Linked DNA regions of Mus musculus: region 1 is linked to region 2. The links are chromatin contacts, found by Hi-C or POLR2A ChIA-PET in ENCODE. All regions are on one chromosome and are shown on one strand. The core of a region is the stretch at or near the end of the contact, and the rest is flanking DNA. Distances in the headings are between cores, read along the strand shown. Region 1 holds the start of Six5 (sine oculis-related homeobox 5). Region 2 holds the start of Ccdc61 (coiled-coil domain containing 61).

Region 1 (6,109 bases), core at 694-3,193, 180 kb before region 2:
TTCTCTCCTAGGGCCAAGCTATTGATAATGACTGGGCTACCATTGAGGAGCACTGCTGGGGGACTGCTGGCGGCCAGGAAGCTCCCATTCACTAGGATAGAGGAGGAGGCAGGGCACGTTGCAGGAGAGGTGGCCCCCGCCAGGAAGATGGAACTCTGGGCGGGGGCCTCAGCAGCCATGGAGGCCACACCCCTCTCCAGGTCCTCTGGACTGCGGCTGGACTCATCCTCCGTAGTGGGGTTCCCATCAGACTCGCTGGAAGGAAAAAGGGTTACGTCTTTTTTAGGTTTGAAGGTTTCATCGCCCTAGGGGCAGAGGCAACCCAAGCTCCGATTAACTATTTTAGCCCTTCAAAGAACCCACCCAAATCCCAGGGTCTCTACAAGCCTGCTGGGGTTGACAGCGCGGCGGGTATGCTAAGCTGGAGGAAAGTTTTCCAGTCGCCTTGGCCTGCAGCCGAGCACCCAGACTGCCCCAAGTCCCCTGGGTCGGCAGGCGCGTGGCTGCGGAGTGAGGCAGCAGCTTTTACTCCAGTTCTTCCTCACCCCCCACCCCCACGGCGTCAGAGACCAGAGCTAGAGGCCTGGCGCTGAGGTGGGAGGGGAAGGGCTTGGGTTACAGGGAAACCGGAGCCGGAGAAGGTTCACGTTTCACAACAAAGACAAGCGACAGACCACGCTGTTTGGGCTGGAGGGGGCGTGGGGGTGGGTGTAAGTAATGGTTACCGAGGGGCCAGGTTGCAGAGGCCCCAAAAGCGGGTCCCTACCCTGGGTGCCTTAGACAAAGGCCCCTTTCCCTTCCTTACTACCGCTCCTCCAGGGATACCTCACTTTTCTCACTGCCCGTCCCGCCCCCGCCCCCCCCCCCATTCCTGGCACTGCGTTCCCAGCTTAGAAGTAGCTGGAACAACCTCTGCCCCTGAGGCAGTGATGCCCAGAGAACCCAGGGTGTGCCTGGTCTCTCCACGCTCAGCCTATGCACTCGCCGACGCCACCGAAGAGGGATGTGAAGGGTCACTTGCGCAGACTCCAGCGGCCACCGAGGAAGGAGGGTCGGTTCCCCCCTCACCTTTTGCAAGGCGCTCCACCGCCGGTCCCAGTGCGGTCGCGCTGTCGCCGGTTCTTGAACCAGTTGCTGACCTGTGTAAGCGAGAGGCCGGTGAGCGTGGCCAGGCGGCGCTTCTCGTCAGGCGTGGGATAGCGGTTGCCGCGGTAGCAGGCCTTGAGCGCCGCTCGCGAGCGCTCCTTGAAGCAATAGACGGTCTCCTCGCCATCCCAGATGGTCTTGGGCAGAGGGAACTTCTTGCGCAGCCGGTATTTGTCCACAGCGCCCAGCGCACGGCCACGGGCCCGCTCGGCCTCGTGGTAGCGCGCGCGCAGGTAGAGGTCCTGCAGGAAGGCGTGGTGGGCGGCGGGGAAAGGGCGGCTCTCGAGAAGTTGGTAGAGCTCGGCGTATTCACCCCGCTGGAAGGCCACTAGGGCCCGCGCGCGCAGCACCGGATCGCTGCCACGTAGGCGCTCGGCCGGGGGCAGCGCGCCCAGGAAGCGGCTCAAGCGGCCGGCGTGGCCCGCCTGCAGCAGCGCCTCGCACACGCATGCCACCTGTTCGGGCGAGAAGCGAAGGCCAGTGGGCACCTCGGTCACGGTCTCCCGGGGAGACCCCGGGCCACTCGGGGACCCAGAGTCCGCCGCCGCCGCCGCATCTCCCGCCCCGGCCGCCGCCGCCTCCCCCTCGGCTGCCTGCAGAGTCTGCAGAAGCTGGCGCGCTTCCTCCTCCTGCTCCTCGGTCGCCGCCGCCGCCTCCCCCCGAGCCGCGGGCCCCGCGCTCGGCTCCGCAGGCGAGGTAGCCATGTTTGGCAACTTTGGAAAGTTCCTCCCTCCTTTGCCGCCTCCCGCGGGCTTCCCCAGCCCCCTCCTCCGCCCAGTCCTCCTCGCCGCCCCCCCCCCCGGTCCCCTTGCAGTCTTCTGGCCCCCTCCCAAAGACTAGACCCAGCTCTGCACTCGGGTCTGTCCTTGTCCCTGTGTGTCCGCCCCCCTCCCGGGCTGTCAGGATTCTTTGTTTTCCCTCCGTCTCTGGCCGCGCTTTTGGCCTTCCCCCCTTGTGTGCCTCTGACTCAGGGCCTCAGTTTCCCTATCAGAGCAACGGAGAAGGTAATGGGCCGTCCGGAGGGTTAAGGGCGCGAAGCCGCTCCCATCTCCCGGGTCCCTTGAAGGGCCCCCTCCCTTCCCATCTCCGCGCCGTGCTCCGCCCCTCGGAATTCCCGGCCCCGCGGGTAGGCGGTGGATCTAGCTGGGAGGAGGGGCGGGGAATCGCGCTAGAAAGTTTGCAGCAACTTTTCTGGAGTGTCGGTCCAAAAAGCGGATGCGCGTGGCTTGCGCAGGCGCAGTGGGAAGATGGTGTGCCCGCTGCTGGCCCAACCCCCTACTTTTTTCCAAACTTGAGTGGCACAGCTGGGTCACAGCTGGGGGGGAGGGTGGGGGGCGGTGGTGTCTCTGGTGGCTTGTTGCTTCTCTCCTACTGGCTGGATGCCTAAGCCCCACCCTTCAACCTGATTCGTGCGCTTTGCCTCCCCTCTAGCTCCCACTCAAGCCATTGGTTGTCTCTATTGGACTCTCCATTGGCCTGCGGGGCGGTTTCCTTTCCACAACAGAGATATTGCGCGGGATTTAGGGCAGACCAGAAGTATTTTATTCGCAAGGGTCGGGAGTGGAGGTCGTAGGTGGGGACAGACAATAAATACCGAGGAATGTCGAGTCTCAATGCATCTAAAACGTGGGTCCCGGAGTCTGTCAGTGAGTCAGATAACAAGATCAATAAATACCCACACTGCTTTGGGGGAGGGGGGAGTGCAGCTGTGGCTCCGTTGTTAGAGTGCAGACGTGTACACGGGGAAGGAGTTGCAGCAACCCCCAGGAGTGAGGCTGTCCGAAGCCAAAGACTCCGTGTGTGCTGGCAGAGGTCTTGCTGATCCATCACTATGGGAATGGGATGTCCCTGGAAATAGGGGGCTCATGCTTATGGCTTGTAACTGATGGCTGGGAGAGTGAAAAAGTGAAATCGGATGAGCTGAGCAGTTTGCCCATCCACGTCGGGGCTGAGTAAAGCAAGGTCGGCGAATGCCCAGCTGCTGCAGCAGCGGTGGCTACCAGCTCTGCAGGAACCAGGGGTGCTGGGCACGAGCCCTGTTCCTCCCTCCCCGGCCGCCAGGTGGCAGGCCTGGATCACAGGAGCGGAGCTGGGTGGGGACCCAGGCTCACAGAAGTGTGGAGCGGAGCGGTGGGGGGGGGGGGGGGGCGCGATGGGCACAGAGACGCTTTGGGTCGCTCCCTGGTCGCTCGACCTTCCTAGGAGGCCTAAATGAAAGATGGCTTGGAGTCTTAGGGTTCAGGGGGCGAAGGTGGCTCCCGGGAAACACCAGACTGGGGTGAGACCGCCGGTATAGGCCACCAACCCAGTGCAGCCCAGTGTGGCGGCAGCAGCCAGAGCAGCGGCGAACAGGAGCAGGCAACGCGCCTCGGATAGGCCAGGCCTAGGGATCTGCAGGAGAGAAGGTTGGATTAGCACTAGGCTACAGGGGCCCACTGGCTCCTGGGAGCCGCCCAGCCTATACCCATAGATGGGCCTCTGAGCGCATCTCTGGTCCCCACAGCCCGCAGCTAAAGTTGGTCTGCTCGCAAGAAAGAGCTCCTGTTGGAACTCGTCATTGGCTACTTAGCAGCAGCCTGTGTTGATTGGCCGCCCGAATACCCCCCCTCCCTGCGGTGGGCCGAGCTCCACAGAGGCACAGCAAGCAGTGGTGACACTCAGTGGGCAGAGCTAGGCAGAGGCCCGTGGTGGGCGGACGTGGGACATACCCTGGCAGGGAGCAGCAGGTGACGGCGGTGCATGGGGCCTGGCCCCACCAGCGGGCACTGGCCCACAGCCACGGCCGGGGGGCCATCTAGCTGGAGAGAGAAGGGACAGGTGACCCGATCGGAGCCCAGCAGCAGGGCGAGAGGCAGTGCGGGAATCTAGTCGAGGCCAGAACGGGAGTATAGGGAGTTCCCTTGGGGAGGATTTGGCGAGAAGCCTGAAACGAGGGAGAGCTGGTAGATAGTGCATGCTGAATGGATGAGTGAAGGGCAGCTTTCTTCTGGAACCCCCAAGGAGAATGGACCCTAAACGTGGACGGGAGAAGGGCTGTGGGTAGCATATCTAAGATGGGGATCGGGGAGGGGAGAGAGGGGTCTTACATGGGAAGGTGGATCCGTGGCCCGGGGACTGGGGACCCCCGTGATGGCTGGAAGGAGAAGAGAGAGGTGTATGGAGTGTGGAGGATGGAGGAGAAAGGCAGTGGCGCGGCTGCGGTGCCCCAGCCTGGACTCCTCCCCTGCCCCGAGGGTTCACACACCCAACATGCCCCCCATCTCCACCCAGTGCCCCCTTGGCTGGAAGCAGGTGAGGGACTCGCCTGCGGCTCCTGGGGCCTGCAGCATCTCCATCCGTTCCTGTAGCTGCCGAACATGCGCCTCCAGGTCTCGGTTTCGGACCTCGGCCTCCTGTAGTTGGCTGGGAAAGATAGGGGAGTGAGCCGACCTATCGGTGAGGAGACTGCGAGGGTTGCTGCTCTCCTCTCCCCTCACCCCAGCACTGTGACCCTGACCTGGAGAAGTTCTGGTTGGCGGTCCGGATGGCCTCCAGCTCGCGGCTCAGGCTCTGCCGGGTGAGAACCTCTTCTTCCAGGGCTTCCTGGAGCTGCTGCAGCGTTACCGTGGTCTCTGCCTCAGCCACAGGGGCAGGGACAGCCACTAGGTCAGCCTCTTCAGCCTGTCGGTGGGGATCAGAGTTGGGACCTGGAGCTGGATCAGTCCCGTACTTCCCTCCCCCGTCCACCTCTCCCCATCCCTGGGTCCCTGGGGACAGTGTAGTCAACAGGGGAACTGAAGGGCTGAAGTCAGAAGTTTAGCGTGTTCCTCCCAGCTCCACAGTGCTTCAGACAACCCTGGCTTTACCCTTAGGCCTCCCCAGTTTGTGTCTTGTCACTTTCTGCAACCCCCCACTCCTCTTTCCAATGCTACCCACCTATCTGTGGCTTTTAAGAAACCAGCATCCCACCTGATGGCCTCTGAACTTTGTTCACCAAGTCTACCCCAGACTCCTCCAGGTGGTTGGCAGTCCCTCCCTCCCAGGCCCCGGTTGGTGTTGCTTTCTGACCCCACCCCCATGCCAGGAGAGCATCTACCTCTGAGCTATCCCTAGTTCTCTTCTTTGTTTTTTACTCCAAGACAGGATCTCATTACATAACGGGAGCAAGCCTTGAATTTGGGATTTTTCTGCCTGTGCCTCCTGACTACAGGATGTGCAGTTGGGCCAGTTGGGGACAGTGTCCTACTGAATTAACAGCCTGGCAGTTGGCACTGCAGGTACACCCACCCAGGAAGCTTTGCCCACCTCTCAGTCTACTCACCACTTGATCCGGTGGGGACACTGGGGGCTGCAAGTCAAGCCCTTGCAAGTCTGACACAGGCAACTGCAGGGCCTCTAGTTCCATAGGGGTGGGGTCCGGGACCTGATTGTCTCTGAGAAGAGGAAGAGGCTAGGGACTCCCTAGCCTGTGGGCACCAGGCCAGGCTCCTAGGCTAAAGCTAAAGGAGGTTCAGAGCAGAGAAGAGAGCAGACTGCCAGGGCCTCAGCACCTTGGCTGCCTTGCTGCCTGGCTGAGCGATAACTCCACAGAGGGTGGGCTGGGCCCAACCCGCTCTAAGGAGCATGGGATGCTGCTTGCAAATCATGAAACAAGTTGTCCTTCCCTGTGCAGGCCTGAGGCATGCCTGATGGTGGATACCTGTGTGAGTGAGCATCCTCTAAGTGTTCCCTGCTTCCCAGTTCACTCCTAAAAGCAGTCTCTTCATTTACATTTTTTGTGGCAATGGTAAATTTTTATTTACCCTCATAAATGCTAGATAAGTTCTCTTTATTGTTGAGACAGAGTTCCTCTATGCCAGCTCTGGGACTTATTTGTTGACCATCCTGGCCTCAAATTTGCAGTGATGCTCCAGCCTCAGCCTCCTCAATGGTGGGGTTATAGGGTTATATTGCCTAGCAATAGTGGGTGCTATTTATCTTTTGT
Region 2 (5,901 bases), core at 2,785-5,284:
GCTGAGAACTGAACCCAGGTCCTCTGCAAAAGCACTTTGTTCCCTTGACTGCTGAGGGACAGGGTCTCTCACTGACACTGGAGGCTAGAGTGGTTGGGCACCAGACCTTGAGGGTCCTCCTGTCTCAGCTGCCTTGTTGCTGAATTGTATGTGTGTACTGCCACGTCTAGCTTTTATGTGCCTGCTGGGACTCTAACCATGATCCCTATGCTTGTCTAGCAATAACTTTATCTACTGGGCTGTCGCGATGGCTTAGCACGTTAGAGCACTGACTGCTCTTCCAGAGGTCCTGAGTTCAAATCCCAGAAATCACATGGTGGCTCACAGCCACCGGTAATGAGATCTGACTCCTACAGCTACAGTGTACTTATGTATAATAAAAAATAAATCTCTGGGCTGGAGCCAGCAGGACTAACCAGAGCGAGCAGAGGTCCTAAAAGCTCAATTCCCAAGAACGACATGAAGGCTCACAACAGCTACAGTGTACTCATATACATAAAGTAAAACAAATAAATCTTTAAAAATTTTATCTACTGAGATGTCTTCCCAGTCCAAGTATTACTTAGTTTTGTATCATCCATCCATCCACCCACCTACCCACCCACCCATCCACCCACCCACCTACCCACCCACCCATCCACCCACCCAACTTATCCACCCACCCACCTACCCATCCACCTATCCATCCACCCACCCACCCACCCATCTACCCATGCACCTATCTTTCCATTCTAGGGTCTCCATCCATCTTTCTAATCTCTCTCTTCTATACACTTGTCTACTTATTTATCTCTATCTATTATATATTCTACCATCAATTATCTCCTGTATCTGCTATATAATCTGTCATCTATCGATCATCTATAACCTATCCCATCTATCATCTATCTATTCTCTTAGCTATCATTTACCATCAGTCTGTCTCACCTGTCACATGTATTAACATAGTCTCTATAGTCTATTATCTATCATCTATGTAATCTAGCCAATATATCTTTGATTAGCTTCCTTTCTCTCCCACCCCCCACTCTTGGCTGGACCTCACTCCTGAACTGTAATCTTCACTTTACTCCCTGCTATTCCAGTGGAAGTCTGCTAGACAGCCCCAGCATTTCCACAGCCTGTCTCCCTGATCTGCCCAGCCATCTAGCTTCCTCTCATCTTACTAAGTGGAAATTTCATCTTGACAGCTACTTTCCTGATTCAAAACCCCTTCAGAATCACTGTAGACTCTCCTCATTCCCTCCCTTCCACGTGCACCATTCGGTCCATCAGTGAATTTTGCCACTGCTACCTTGAGAACACATGCAGATTCTAACCACTCTTGCCCATCTCCACTGCATCCACCTCTGTAAAAGCCACCATTGCTTCTCATTCGAGTTATTCCTTAGTCCTTTGCTTAAAATTGTTTTATTGAGGTGAAATTTTATATAACATGAAGTTAATCATCTTGAAGTGCATGAGCCAGAAGCATTGGATCACATTTACAATGCTGTTCAGTCACAATCTTTACCTAGTTCTAAGGCATTTTTAGCACTGGCTTCCTGTAGTACCTGGCACCAATAACCCCCTGATTGTCTCTATGGACTTGCTTGCTCTAGACATGCCATGTAATGGACTCATAGATCATGTGACCTTTTCTGTGTGTGACATCACTCACATAGCATCATGTTTTTAAGATTCAGCCATGCTGAGGTATATATCAGTATTCTATTTTTATGACTTAATACTATTCCATTGTAAAGATATATCACATATTGTCCACTTGTTCATCCTTTGATGGCTGTTCAGGCTCTTTACATATTGTGGCTGCGATAAATATTGCTGTGGTGAACATTCATATATCAATATTTGTCCATCTGTTTTCAGTTTTCTTGGGTGCAAACCTGGGGATAGAATTGCTGGGTTATGTGAGTATTCTATTGCTGTAGAATAACATATCAATATTCAAGATATTCATCAATATAAGAATAATATTGTATATGTATATATGTATGTATGTATGTGGTATTAGTACACAACTGTGTGCATGTGAATATGTTCTGTGAGAAAACTTTTCCTAGGGAAATGTAACACACATATCTACTCACCCTAGATAGGAAACCCATGATAGGTCTAAGTACCGATACCACCAAAGTCTAACTTGGTGAACAATGAATCTAATTAGGGTTACTTATAAGAGCAGAAATGACTCAAAGACAGCTACATCACGAAAAAGCCCACTTCAGTATGGGTGACAGGTCATCAAAGCTGGGATCCTGGAGCACACTGAACAGCCTGTAGGCAGCTCAGCATGTTGGAGGATGTTCTTTCCAAGTGACTGTGGTCTAAACCTTTCCAGGCAACTTGGCTGGTTTCTGTGTCTTCCAGGCATCTAGTCTGGGGTCAGAATCTTCTTTGCAGCTTTCTCTACCACTGAGCCACACCCTCCAGCCCCTCACTGGGGGATTCTAGGCAGGGGCTCTACCACTGAGCCATGCCCCCAGCCCTTCACTGGGGGATTCTAGGCAGGGGCTCTACCACTGAGCCACACCCCAGCCCCTCACTGGGGGATTCTAGGCAGGGGCTCTACCACTGAGCCACGCCCCCAGCCCCTCACTGGGGGATTCTAGGCAGGGGCTCTACCACTGAGCCACACCCTAGCCCCTCACTGGGGGATTCTAGGCAGGGGTTCTACCACTGAGCCACGCCCCCAGCCCATCACTGGGGGATTCTAGGCAGGGGCTCTCCCACTGAGCCTTTGTCTGCCCTTGCACAGATCAGAGGTGAATATTGCAATCTTCCTCAAGGTCTCCACACCTTAATTTTTGAGAACAGGATCTCTCATTGAACCAGGAGCTCACTGAGTGGCTAGGCAGGCTGGCTAGTGAAAGCTTGGTATCCTGTTCTTGTTTTGTTAGGAATAGGGTTACAGATGCTGTGGTCGTGGCACATGCACCCTAACACACACACACACACACACACACACACACACAAAGTGTCATCTAATAAATAAGTAAACTCCTCTAGCCTGATGCCATGGTGTATGTGCCTTTAATCCCAGAACTCAGGAGGTAGAGGCAGAGGCATGGGGGTCTCGGTGACTTCGAGGACAACCTGATCTACGTAGTGAAATTCAGGCTAGCCAAAGCTATAGCGTGAGATATGTCTCAAGACAACTTCAGGAGGTTGGGGAGAAAGAAAAGAAAGAAAAAGAGCACTGGCTGCTCTTCTAAAGGGCCTGGAGCTCAGTTTCCAGCATCCCTAAGGTGCTTCACAACCATTTGTAACTACAGTCCGAGGCTCCTGACGCCGTCTTCCGACCTCTGCAGGCACCAGGCACACGCGTCGTGCACAGGCATACACGCAGGCATAAAACTCACACATATAAAATAAATAAATCTAAAACTATTAAAAAATAACTCCTACTTTGCTGTGTTGAGCTTTAATGAAGCCAGTGCCATGCCAGGCATGGTGGTACAACTCCAGTAATCTCAGTACCGGGAAGGTGGAGGCAGGAGGATCAGGAGTTCAAGGATGCATAGGAGACTAGCTTGGGCCACTTGAGGTTTTGTCATGCATGCACTGACAAAGCCAAGTCTAGCAAACCGATCAGGGTATACTTAGGCTGTCCTTACAGTTGAGAATATCCTCTAAGCCTCCTGACTTGAAGGCTCGGACCTTCCTCTGAGCAAGTTCCACACTCTAGTCAGCCCCTTCCTTCTCTGTGGGCGAGGCCTGCCTTGCTGGGGGTGGTGGGTGTGGTAGGCGGAGTAAAAATGCTATTTCCGGGATCCTCCTTCTACTCCAAGGGACCACCTTTTTCTTATGATTGGCAGAATATCTACCCAATAATCACTAGAAACAGACTGTAAACCTCGGAGGTCTCCCCACACGTGTTAGTAACGCCTCTTCCAAATAGACCAATTGTAAACTTCGGAAGGCGGGTTCTCCCATGGGGGCGGGACAGAGTGACGGGCGTCGCTTTTGACTTATGGAAACATGGCTGCCTGTAAGATCAGACCAATCAGAAGTGAGAAGGCCGGATGTGGGCGGAGCTGAAACTTCGGCGGTTGAACCGCTCGTGAAGATCGAGTCCGTGGAGGTGAAGAGCGAGTACGCGGGTGTGGGCGCGGGCTCCAGGCGCGGGCTGCAGGCGCGGGCAGTGGGGAGTCCCCAGAGCACCGATTCTTTCACGCAGGTGGACGCCAGAACCTATGCAAGCTGGAGATTTCACGGGGTCTTTAATGCATCATGTTGTCGCTCGCGAGATACGCGGCTAGAACTTAGAGAACCCTTACCGAATACTGCACTAGAGCTTGTAAGGTAGAGTTTTATTTTATATATATTACACCCCACGAGGTGCGGAGGGGGTGTCCTCGAGATGCCGTAGGTTCTGAACTTGAGTTGGTTTGGAGGATGGAGGCAGGTGAAGACAAGGCAGGGTTGAGGTTCCAGGGTTGAGGGTGTGTTCCTACCCTACGGACCAGAGGCGTTTACTGTGTGCAGGCTCTGAGCAAGTTATTTGTCGTGAAATCACTTTTAATTCTCGCTTTCTTTGCAGTGCTAGATGACAAACTTTGAAATGTTAGTCAATAGTTCTACCACTGCTGCCGAGGTCGGGAACGAGTCTTATGTTTTGTTTTTGAGACAGTGTCTCGCCTTTTTTCCTTGAACGCATAGAAATTATTGTGTGTTCACACAAGTGTGTGATGGGAGGGGGATTCATATCACAGGATGGGTGTGTAGTGACAGCTTTGGAATTTTGGTTCCTTTAAAAAACACAGAAATATTATAAGAATATGTTTTCATTTTAATCCCAGGTGTACCTGTTTTGGACAGTTCTCAGCTTACTATGATTTGCCGCTTGCTCTAGCAGAAGTGTGTTTTTGCCAGCTGCAGATAATTTTTTTTTCGATTGTGTGACATTTGGAATTTTGGGAACATTTTAGAGAGCATATAAATGTTAGGGCCCCCAAGAAGCATGTGTGCCTGTATGTGTATGTGCATGTGTGCAGGGTTGTTGGTCATTTAGGAAGGTTGGTTGTGGTTTGTTAGTAGTCACGGTCGAAGAAGAAACAAAAGGAAAGAAATTAGATTCAGGGGTTTTCCTAATTCCTCTCTTCCCCTCTATCCTTGTTTTCTCTCCTATCTAGTATTTAGGGGGTGAAAATGGGAGATAAAGCCTGGGGGAAAGAACCCACAAAGTAGCAAGGACCAGCTATATGGCTGTGGCTGTGGAGGTCGGACAACAACACTGGGTTGGTTCTCTCCTTCCACCTTTCTGTGGATTCTAGGGGTCAAGCTCCGCTCTTTGGGTTTACACAGCAGGAAGCTTTACCCATTGAGTCGTCTGGACAGCCCCTCTGAATGAACCCTGAAGTGTCATAACGCATCCTACAGTGGCACACCTTTGTAATCCCAGGACTGGGCAGCTGAGGCGAAGGACTGGCAGTTTGAGATCAGTCTGGGTCACAGGATGAGCTTGGGGCTCGTTTTACCTAAAGAGGGAGACCTTGTCTCAAAACAAACCTAGAGAAGAGAGTGTGAGCTTTGGTATCTGTTTGCCCAAGTTTGGGCCCTGGCACTGACTCTGGGACCCACTATGGAAATCATTGTGGCTTTGGGCGAGTTCTTTAATCCTTTCATACCCGAATTTCATGTTCTGGGCAATCACTTTTTCTATACCACTTCCCTCACTCTGTTTACCCAGATGTCTCTTTCCCGTATCCATCTCTGAACTCCATGCTCTATCCAAAGGCCAGCTCTTCTTTGCTTGGAAGTCCAGCTGACATGCAGTTGCCCCCAAATGATTCTTTGGTATCCCTATTCAGCCTGGCAGGCCCTTCCTCTCAGGTACTTAGGAGTTGGCTTTTCATCACTACTTCCTTTCTCTCCCATTTAAAAAGATTGTGTACACAC

Evidence for each region. A loop is a pair of places that touch in the nucleus more often than their neighbours do. ChIA-PET counts read pairs that join two places held with the same protein, here RNA polymerase II (POLR2A).
Region 1: a map of regulatory T cell shows a loop between it and region 2 (3-fold over the local background). The contact joins the promoter of Six5 here to the promoter of Ccdc61 in region 2. A Hi-C loop is called at or near these places in 1 of 37 maps with a recorded cell type or tissue (regulatory T cell). POLR2A ChIA-PET finds 5 or more read pairs at or near these places in 1 of 5 experiments (embryonic stem cell).

What each region holds. Positions count from the first base shown.
Region 1 is chr7:19,090,378-19,096,486 of GRCm38, reverse strand. Six5 (sine oculis-related homeobox 5) reads right to left here and starts at 1,943. Exons shown (of 3, transcript NM_011383.1): 1 at 1,069-1,943; 2 at 1-255. The coding sequence starts at 1,850. It overlaps Dmpk (dystrophia myotonica-protein kinase), which reads right to left. Exons shown (of 15, transcript NM_001379257.1): 10 at 5,447-5,558; 11 at 4,643-4,806; 12 at 4,451-4,548; 13 at 4,233-4,279; 14 at 3,855-3,940; 15 at 2,666-3,537. The coding sequence ends at 3,378.
Region 2 is chr7:18,908,537-18,914,437 of GRCm38, reverse strand. Ccdc61 (coiled-coil domain containing 61) reads left to right here and starts at 4,034. Exons shown (of 14, transcript NM_001033314.3): 1 at 4,034-4,305.